2 separate regions of the Homo sapiens genome follow, and region 2 is linked to region 1. A link is an interaction called in ENCODE POLR2A ChIA-PET data of the cell type or tissue named here. Cell type or tissue: PC-3. All regions are shown on one strand. Links, peaks and the distances in the headings refer to the core of each region. The heading gives the core; the rest is flanking DNA.

Region 1 (5,381 bases), core at 168-5,167:
TTGGAAGATAATCAAAGTAAACATGAGTATAAATCTACTCCCTTCACCTGGAAGATGCAGAACACTTTTTTGGAAAGATTTTTTATGATCGCCCAAAAAGTGTGGAAAGATGCCCATCCCTTCCCTGTGTGTCTCTGAAGGCACACAATCAGCAAAAAGATGGCTGGGAATACACTGGAATCTTTCACACTGAAACACTACATAGTTCCTAAATCACAAAAATTTTAAAGAACAGACTTAAGTTCAGTGAAATGCTCACATTTCAGCAAGCAAATACTCCTGCTTTTAAGTTTCCTTCTGGTTCAACTGTTTGAAAAAAATTTTAATTCCACTTTGATTCCAATTTTATTCTTAAGAAATAACTTCAGTTTATAGTAACAGTTTTTTTTTTAAAGAGTCTAAGTCTAGTTCAGTGTTCAGAGACTGTGCAGACTAAGGTGTTGTTTTGTATAGTTTACAAAATACTTGCTCATGTAAAACACTAAAACACCCGCTGCTTTCTCACCCAGACTGGGAACCCATGTCACCTGTCAAGAGAAAGCTAAACCTTGGCATCTTAAGTCATTCCTTGCCACTGAAGAAAGTACTGCCATAGTGTCATCTAACCCTTTCCTTTCCTTTTACAGTAAGTATACACGATTCATTTGTTCATGCCATGCACTGCTTTGTGACAGCTCTTCCATGTACTTTTCTTTATTTTGAATTTCTTTCTACCCTGATGGTAACAACTTTGCAGGAAGAGACCATATTTATCTCTCCCTTAGCACCATAACTGGCACATAAAGAGCATACAATAGATACTTGTCCATTCATTTGACAAATATTTTTTAAGCACCTACTATGCACCAAACAGTGTGGTAGGCATACTATTTAGAGCTGTGAAGAAAACCACTCATGCTGCTTTCAGTTTAATGGGAACTTAAAGCCTCCTGTTGATTTAGGACCTCCTTTCAAGTCCCAGATAGATAATAAAAGGCAAAAAATTTAACATTAGTAAATAAAATATATCAACGAAAATTATAAAACACATTTGCAAATACATTTTTAGTGACTGAGCATACAGTGTGGGAGGCTGAGCATACAGTGTGGGAGGCCAGACTAAGTCTGAGCAGTGACTATTTTACTCACCTCCATCTTTTTTTTTAGCTATAATTCTGTTTTTCAGCCATTCTTTGGTTTCTTCTTTGACATCCTGAGCAAGTTCTATGACCACCAAAGGTGTGAAAGAACTCTCAGAAGTATCCAAAGCTGATAAGGTCACTTTCATCTTTGACAAATCTGCGGAAAATTAAAATAAAGAGTGAAAATGGGTTGTTATTATGGCAAAGAGAAATATGCTATAGACTTCATTTTCTCCCAATTATACCTAATTCTGGCTTCCAAGATAAAAGCAAATTTCTCGTGATTCAGATGGGTTATATGACAGACTCAACCAATGGTTCAAAGTACATGTGTGAGCCAAGCTTTGGAAAGAACGCCATCCTTTTCTATAAGCAGCTCAGAATGCAGCAGAATAGACATTTGTGTAAATGAAGGATAACGATGTAAAATGTGCTCTCACACAAGCGGAATAAGAAAGTATTTTCAAAGAATGTGACATCTGAACAGGATTCAGAGGAATGAGTAGCAGTTTGCCAGATACACAATGAGAGGTATCCTAAGTAGACAAAATTATATTTCCCTAGAAAATAATGATGAAAAAACAGCCAAGAGGCTTAGAGAAATACAAATGTTTAGGTATGGTGGGAACATTAACTTTGTGTAGGAGGAAAGAAGGGTGGGAATGAGCTGGTATCCAACTAGGGTCCCAGATTACAAAGGAAATGGGCTTTGTCTAACATACAATGGGAGTCACCAATTCATTATGAGCAGAGAACTGATGTAGTCGGTAGGGAGCTATTACAGATCACAAAGAGTCAGCCTAGAGTGTGGGAGGCCAGTTAGGGGGCCATTAAAGGAGTCTAGAAAAAGCTGATACTGGTCTGAACAATGACAATGAAGAGGAAAGGATAGCTCGGGGTTAAATCTATAGAAGCAGACAACTGGACTGAATATAACTACTAAAAAAAAAAAAGACAGAAAAAGAAAACTGTTAGTGGGTAATGGGTAGTCAAGGTGTAATTATATGGAACTCTCTACAGTACCCATCTCAGCTAGGCAGAACCACTACTATACATTTCCTCCAAAACTACACATCCTCAAAGTGACACATTAACTATGAACACAAGCCAAGACTTCCACTTCCAGGACAGCAGATTAAAGGGTTCAAACTCTTCTGCTGAAGACAACTAGACAATATACACCCACACTCACATACATATATATGTGCATATATATGTGACATCAGAAGTGGAAAATTCCACACGTAAGTACTTAGCACAAAGTTGATCTCACGCACAAAATTATTTAAAATATTATATAAAATTACTTTTAGGCTATGTGTACAAAGTGCATTTGAAACATAAATTTCATGTTTAGCCTTGGGTCCCATTCCCAAGAGATCTCATTATATAAATGCAAATATTCCAAAATGTGAAAAAATCCAAAATGTGAAACACTATTGGTCCCAGCATTTTGGATAAAGAATATGTGACCTGTATTTTTAAAAATTTGTGAATAACAAAAAGCCAACTAAGCTGGACATGGTGGCTTACACCTGTAATCCCAGCTATTTTGGAGACTGAGCCTGGAGGATCACTTGAGCCCAGGAGTTCAAGACCAGCCTGGGCAACATAGCAAGACCCTGTCTAAAAAAAAAAAACAAAACAAACAAACAAAAAAAAAACCAAGGCAATGGGAAATAATGGAGTCCAGAAAGCTAAGCACTTGCAACCAGTTTCTCTGGGGCCTCTGCTGAGAGGGTGAGACACTAAGCAGGGCTTCTGTTGGCCATGGGAGGCTAGGGGACAAAACATGTAATTAGTAGAGAACCCACCAAGGAAGACAGTCAGATAAAATCCCCACTTTGAACTGGGATCTGAAAAGGCTACATTCTAAACATAATAGTGAAGGAGAATTAGATCACCCCGATAGGAACTAAATTCTAGGTTTGCATCATCTCAATCAGGAGAAAAGTTACTACGTATGAAAATGAAAAATAGTAACAAGCAATAGAAACAAACACATAATAGATCCAAATAATGTAAGTGAAAGGACTTTAAAATAATGATCATATATTCAAAGAACTAAAAGACAAGATTGATAATTTTGGCAAAGAACTGAAAATTATTTTTAATGGAAATTCTAGAATTTAAAAATATGAGTCAAAATTAAGAACCCAAGGAAGGCTTTATAGAAAATCAGACAAAGCTAAAGATAAAAACCATTGAATGATAACACAGGCACAAAGAAAATATCTACAATTGAGCCCTGAGGACAAAAAATGAAGAAAACACGTAAAAAGAGTAAAAGACAAGGAACTACAAGGAACTAAAAGGGGGAGGTATTAGAGTACAAACAATATCTGAAGAGACTGACCAAGAATTTCCCAAAGCTGACAAAATATACCAAGGCACAGATTTAAGAATCTCTATATACCTCCATCAAGATAAATAAAAAGAAAAAGCACAGTAAAACATCAGAAAAGCCAAGAGAGAGAAAATTCTTAAAGCAGAAAAATAAAGACAAAGTACCTTGAAGGGCAATAATTAGACTGAAAGAGTATCTTCAGTGTCCCAAGAGAATATTATGGCTACTCCAAAATTATGTACCTGGTCAAAATATGCCTCAAGAATAAAAGACAAATAAAGCCATTTTCAAACATACAAAAATTGACCCTGAGACAGGGTCTCACTCTTTTGCCCAGGCTGGAGTACAGTAGTAGCATGTGCCACCATTCCCAGCTAATTTTTGTATTTTTTGTAGAGACAGGGTTTTGCCATGTTGCCCAGGCTCATCTCGAACTCTTGGGCTCGAGTGATCCTTTAGCCTTGGCCTCCCCAAATTGCTGGGACTTCAGCTTCAGGTATAAGCCACTGCACATGGCCTTTGTTTTGTTTTGTTTTGTTTTTAGACAGGGTCTTGCTCTGTCACCCAGGCTAGTCTGGAGTACAGCGGTGTGATCGTGGCTCACTGCAGCCTCAAACTCTGGGGCCCAAGCAATCCTCCCACTTCAACCTTCCAAGTAGCTGGGACCACAGGTGCGTGCCATGACACCCAGCTAATTTTTTCATTTTTGTAGAGATGGGGTCTCCCTATGTTGTCCAGGCTGGTCTCAAACTACTGAGCTCAAGCAGTTCTCCCTCCTCAGCTTCCCAAAGTGCTGGGATTGCAGGTGTGAGCCATGTGCCTGGCCAAGAGTGTTAAGACAGAAGGAAATGATTGCAAATGATCTGGCATCTGGAACATAGCAATCTTATATTTAGTGAACAGACAGCTTTTGTAATATAGGAACTCCCCTACCGCCTTTTAAATTTAATTTCCTCTTTACTAAATTTCTCTTTTGTTGAATTTCTCACTACATATAAGACACTGTATTGGTACCTAAATACACAATTCTATGTAATCTTCCTAAAGTCCTATAATTTATACTTTAAAAACCAAGAGGAAAATTGAATGAAGAAGTTACTTTGTTAAGCTCATAGTAAGCAAGAAGTTCGTTTCCCATGATACACAGCTTAAAACTAGAGAAAATAGAGTCATTAGAGATATCCAAATTCTGTATGTTTTTTCCTACTAAATGAAATCTTCATTTTGAATTATCTACCATACAACTCTGTTGAAGATGAGCTAAACAGTTCAAGATAAAATGACAAAGTGAAACCATATTACAGAATCTTCTGACCTAAAGCAAAATTAAATGTATAAAACAAGTAAAACAGTGCCCAAATATTAATAACAAAAAATAGCAGCCAAAAAGTAAACCTCAAGCCAAAATCATGACCAAGTGAAGACAACACCAACAATGAACTGATAACAAAGGATCCTTCTAACAATTTGGAGAATTCCAACCATTTACGGTCATACATCACTTAATGACAAAGACAGTTCTGAGAAATGGGCAGTTTCACTGTTGTGGAAACATCATAGAGTGTACTCATACAAACCTAGATGGCATAACCTATTACATACCTAGGCTATACAGTATAGGTATGTATAGGTTTGTAGCCTTATTACTCCAAGGCCACAAACCTATACAGCATGTTACTGCACTGAATCCTGTAGGCAATTGTAACACAATAATATGTATTTGTATATCTAAACATAGAAAAAGTACAGTGAAAATACAGTATAAAATATTTAAAAATGAATACACCTGTATAGGGTATTTACCATGAATGGAGCTTGCAGGACTGGAAGTTGCTCTGGGTGAGTCAGTGAGTGAGTGGTTAGTGAATGTGAAGGCCTAAGACATTATTGTATACTACTGTAGACTTTATAAA
Region 2 (5,381 bases), core at 240-5,239, 140 kb after region 1:
GGATAGGGAAGACAGGTGGCAGGACAGGACGAGGTGAGGACAGGGACTCTCTGACATTTGTGGGTTGGTAGGAAAGACAGGAGGAAAGAGGAGCCTGAAATGAGGCAATGGAAAGGCAGAGGCCAGAGAGCCTAGATTAGGTAATTTGGTTCAGGATTCTTTTCTTAATGTCAATTGGAGAGTGTAATCAGGGATCACAGACTGGCTTGTTTTTTGAAAGTTTCCTCTGGCTGCATTGTGTTAAGAAGACCCTGGTGAAGGGATTCTGACCGTGGCCAAAATGACAACGTAACTTCCCCCCAAAGATGTCCAGGCCTGAATCTCTGGAGCCTGTGCCTGTTATGTTACATGGCAAGGGGGAATTCAGATAGCAGAAGGAGTTAAGGTTTCTAACCAGCTGACCTTAAATGGGATAGTACCCTGGATAATCTAGGTGGGCCAGTGTAATCACAAGGGGCCTTAAATGTGGAAGAGAAAGGCAGGAGAGTCAATGTCACATTGATGTGATGTGAGAAAGACCTGACAGGTTACTGCTGGCTTTGAAGATGGAGGGGCCCATAAGCCAAGGAGTATAGGCAGTCTCTAGAACAGCGGTCCCCATCCTTTTTGGCACCAGGGATCAGTTTTGGGGAAGACAATTTTTCCATGGATGGTGTGGGGAGGGGAATGGTTTTGGAATGATTCAAGAATATCATATTTATTGTACACTTTATTTCTATAATTATTACATTATAATATATAATGAAGTAATTATACAAGTCACCATAATGTAGAATCAATGGGAACCCTGAGCTTGTTTTCCTTCAACTAGATGGTCAGCTAGATGGTCCCATCTGGGGGTGATGGGAGTGACAGATCATCAGGCATTAGATTCTTATAAGGAGTACCCAACCTAGATCCCTTACATGCATTCACAGTTCACAGTAGGGTTCATGCTCCTATGAGAATCTAATGCCCCACTAATCTGAAAGGAAGTGGAGCTCAGGCAGTAATGCAAGTGATGGGGAGTGGCTGTAAACACAGTTGAAGCTTCTCTTGGTTGCCTGCTGCTCACCTCCTGCTGTGCAGCCTGGTCCTAATAGGCCACGGACCAGTACCTGTCTGTGGTCCCGGGATTGGGGACCCCTGCTCTAGAAGCTGGAAAAGGTAAGGAAACAGATTCTCTCCTTGAGCCTCCAGAAAGGAACACAGCCCTGTGGATGCTTTGATTTTAGTCCCATGAGATCCGTTGTGGACTTCTTAACTCCAGCACTATAAGATGATGGATTCATGTTGCTGTGTTCATTTGTTACAGCAGCAGTAAGAAACTTATCCAGCTTGGAAGTTCAGGGGGCTATTGGGGATTTAAATTGGGAGCAAGGAACAGAGGTAGGGAGACTTGGTCAATTGCTCTTTTAGAGATCTTGCCCCTGGGATGTGGGGAGCAGGACAGATGCTTTGAAAAAGGGGGCTCTGACCGGGCGCCTGTAATCCCAGCACTTTGGGAGGCCAAGGCGGGCAGATCACGAGGTCAGGAGTTTGAGACAAGCCTGGCTAACATAGCGAAACCCCGTCTCTATTAAAAATACAAAAAAAATTAGTCAGGCACGGTGGCGGGAGCCTGTAGTCCCAGCTACTCGGGAGGCTGAGGAAGGAGAATGGCGTGAACCCGGGAGATGGAGCTTGCAGTGAGCCGAGATTATGCCACTGCAGTCCGGCCTGGGTGAAAGAGCGAGACTCTGTCTCAAAAAAAAAAAAAAAAAAAAAAGAAAAAAGAAAAAGGGGGCTCTGCCAAACAGCCCTAGGTGAGGGAGGAGCTGGGCCCTGGGGAGCTGAGAGAAATGAGGGTAAAGAATGTGCGTTTGTAGAGAATAAAGAATAAGAAGGTCTTGGCCACCTCATGGAGGGTGGGGACGAGAGGCAGGAGAGGAGGAGAAAGGCACGCACCGTATCCAGGGCCCGCTATGTCCTCAGTTCATAGAGTCTTTATGTCTCATTTCACAGACAAGGAAATAGAGGCTTAGAAGCAGAAATCAAGTGACAAGCTCAGGCCACAGGGCTGAACAACGATGATGTGAATATTCAAGCTCCTGTTGGTTTGGAGAGGCAGATACGGTCCTGCCAAGAGCATCAGCTCCACAGGTAGTGTCAAAACATTATGGGTTTGTGTGGTGGACACAGAGCTGCACTGCCCAGCTCCCCTTCAGGAAGGCACAGTGGCCAGCTGCGGGCGTGCAGTCAGCTGCTGGTTGTAAGCTCTTTCCTGTGTACCTTGCCCAAGGTTACACCCCCAGGGAGTCTGTATCCAACCCCTTAGGAGCCAGGGTGTGAGAGTCTGGCCACTTGGACCAAATGTGGATACTGCCAGGCGAGCCTGCTCCAGGCCCTTGGCTGACCATGGCTGTGTGGGGCCTGAGTCACAGATTGGCGTCTTCCTCAGCTCATCCTGCCCCGCCAGGATTGACCCCTATTAAACTCAGCCTCTGCTTCGAGGAACCTAACCTGCAAGAGTAGCAGAGCAAGTCTTTGGATAGATAAGACAGTCTTTGGAGAGAAGGAGGCCTCAGTGGAGGGCTGAGGGGGCTATGCTTTGCATTCTAGGTAATGTTTTCTCCAAGCTGCTTTTATTTTTGGTACAGAAAAATGAGACAGGGTCCTCCCCATGTTTAAAGCTTCTTTTGGTTTTCATTTTCTCTGCTTTGGAGTTGAGATGTGGGTGATTGCATGTGTCTGGCTGAGTGAGAAGCAGTGCTCCTGAGCCTGATGGCCAGGAATTCCTGGGAACTTGGTGTCCTTCTCCTCTGGCTGAGCCACGCCCAGGTTCATCTTCAAATCTGGCTGGCTGTGCATCTCACCTCCCTCACTCTCCAGCCCCCAACTGCCTGCATGTCATACTGAAAGCAGCAGAGGGCTGGCAGAGGATACCACGTGGCTGCCTGATTCATTTCCAAGAGGGAAACCGACATTATCCATTCAAAGGGCAGAGGGAGCCATTGTTTACAGGAGCCTTTCCTCCTCCATCCTGGCTTCACCTTCTGGGAAAAGTGGGGACGCTCCACCTGCGCAGCAGCTTGTGGTAGGGTGGAGGGGGCTTGGGAGCCACAGTGGACCCCCCACAAGCCCTCTACCAAGGACCACGTGACAACAGGGATATGCACATTAACCCAAATTATTTGTCTACTTCAATCCCTGAACACTTTGTGTATCAGAAATTCTCTTAAAGATAAAGTGAGGTCTTTTTATTAACAGAGGTCAGAATGCAGGAGAGAAGAGGGATGGGGAGCCAGTCAGAGAAAGGAGCGCAGGCCTTCTCTACTCAGCCCAACCTGCAGGCTCCTCAGTGATCCCGGTTATACCGCCTGTATATGCGTATGCAGTCTTGTGCTAGGAAGTGGCTGAAGCCTCTGTTCTGTAGTCTCTGCTGATTTCTGTGTTGTAAACATTTCCCCCACAGCTGATATCAGGCTATCCAGGAGACGTCACTGAGCACAGAGTAAGGAGGAGCTGGGCAGTAGCCCCCATCAGGGAGGATTCCACCATCAAGACACAATAGATACCAGACCCTTAAGAGCATAGAAGACAGTAAGACGCAGTAAAATAATTAAGAAGTGATGAGTTTGGGTATTTATTACCTTTGTTTTTAATATAATTTATTTAATTGTAAGTTTATGAAATTTAATTTTACAATGGCTGTGTTTAACCACTGGTTCACAACGTTTCTGATCATTTAATAAGTGACTTTCACGGGCCAGTGATGAGCCTACGGCACTGCACTCCAGCCACTCAGCAACTCCATGTCCCCTCATATCTATCATCCTAAATGCCACAAGGGGTGAGTCTGTGGGCTCAGCTACAGTGTGGCTTCCCTTACCTCCACCCTCTGCTCCCAGCCTACCCTCTCTCTCGCAGTGTCTCCGAGGGAACTGCAGATGAACTTTACTTCCTGGAGGGAGTGAGCATAATGTAGTGGAAAGGGTTTTTCAAGTCTGCCATTCACTTAGAATGACGTTGGGTGAGTTACTTAACTAGTCTGAGCCTTGGTCTCTCAATCTCTAAAATGGGGTAATAGGAGTTACTTCATAGGGTTACTATGCTTTTGATAGGGATTGTTAACTATATCCCAATATCTATGCCTCCCCCACCCCCCCCCCACCATTTACAGAGCAGTAGAATTTTTAGCTGAACAAATACTGTGTGGATTGAAGACTGTGCTTCCCAGCCTCTATGGCAGCTAGAGAAAGAAGTTCTTTTTTTTTTTTTTTTTTTTTTTTTGAGATGGGGTCTCATTCTTTCACCCAGGCTGGAGTGCAATCGTATGATCTTGGCTCAATGTACCTTCCACCTCCTGGGCTCAAGAGACTCCCCCACCTCAGCCTCCCAAGTAGCTGGGACCACAGGCATGCACCACCATGCCTGGCTAATTAGATAAATAAATAAATTCTGCTTATTGGGATAAAAGTGGAAGTGATGTGTGCAATACCCAGGCCATACCCTTGAAAGGTAAGAACATGCTTCCCTTTCCAGTGTTCTCTCTTTCTGCTGGCTGGAATGCTGATGTGATTCTAGGAGTAGAAGCTGCTATCTGGGCCGGGCACGGTGGTTCATGCCTGTAATCCCAGCACTTTGGGAGGCCAGGGCAGGAGGATCACTTGAGGTCATGAGTTTGAGAACAGCCTGGCCAACATGGTGAAACCTTGTCTCTACTAAAAATACAAAAATTAGCCAGGCATGGTGGTGAGCACCGCTAGTCCCGGCTACTCAGGAGGCTGAGGCAGGAGAATTGCTCGAATCCAGGAGGCGGAGGCTGCAGTAAGCCGAGATCGTGCCACTGCACTCCAGCCTGGGTGACAGAGGGAGACTCCGTCTCAAAAAAAAAAAAACAACAACAACAAAAGAGAAGTTGCCATCTGGACCATGAGGGAGAAGCCTCATGCTGAGTGGCAGAGGAACCAGGTACTAGGAGCCTTGGTCTGATAATCATGCGGTTACCTTACCAGCCCTGGTCTACCTACTCAGCTTTTTATAAGTGGCAGAAATGGTATTAAGCCTTCATAATTTTGAGTTTTTTTTTTCATTTTTGTATTGTAGTGAAATATGCATAACACAGAATTTACCATTTTAAGCAATTTTTAAGCATGCAATTCAGTAGAACTAAGTACATTTACAATGTTGTGTGACCATCATCATGATCTGTTTCCAGAATAGGTTTTTCCCATCTCAAACAGAAACTCTGTATCCATTAAATAACAACTCCATATTTTACCCTCTTCCAGCCCCAGATAATCCCTATCTTACTTTCTGTCTCTATGAATTTGACTATTCTAGGTACATACAAGTGGAATCATACAATTTTTGTCTTTTGTGACTGGCTTCTTTCATTTAGCGTGATGCCTTCATGGTTC

What was found. Peaks named below come from ENCODE experiments on the same cell type or tissue, not always from the same donor. Only the 100,000 strongest peaks of a DNase experiment are listed, where the experiment ranks them.
Region 2: POLR2A ChIA-PET joins it to region 1 with 17 read pairs; 3 of 35 experiments call an interaction of 5 or more read pairs at or near these places.

The regions. Positions count from the first base shown.
Region 1 is chr3:43,604,586-43,609,966 of GRCh38, forward strand. ANO10 (anoctamin 10) reads right to left here. Exons shown (of 13, transcript NM_018075.5): 2 at 1,129-1,278. The coding sequence starts at 1,267. Among named protein-coding and RNA genes, the nearest start is that of ANO10, 15 kb to the right of the region's middle. In PC-3, for the core only: no CTCF peak of the experiment used is centred there; no DNase peak of the experiment used is centred there.
Region 2 is chr3:43,745,515-43,750,895 of GRCh38, forward strand. No RefSeq gene overlaps it. Among named protein-coding and RNA genes, the nearest start is that of ABHD5, 57 kb to the left of the region's middle. In PC-3, for the core only: a CTCF peak has its summit at 2,943; a DNase peak (open chromatin) is centred at 2,417; H3K27ac peaks cover 1,283 bases.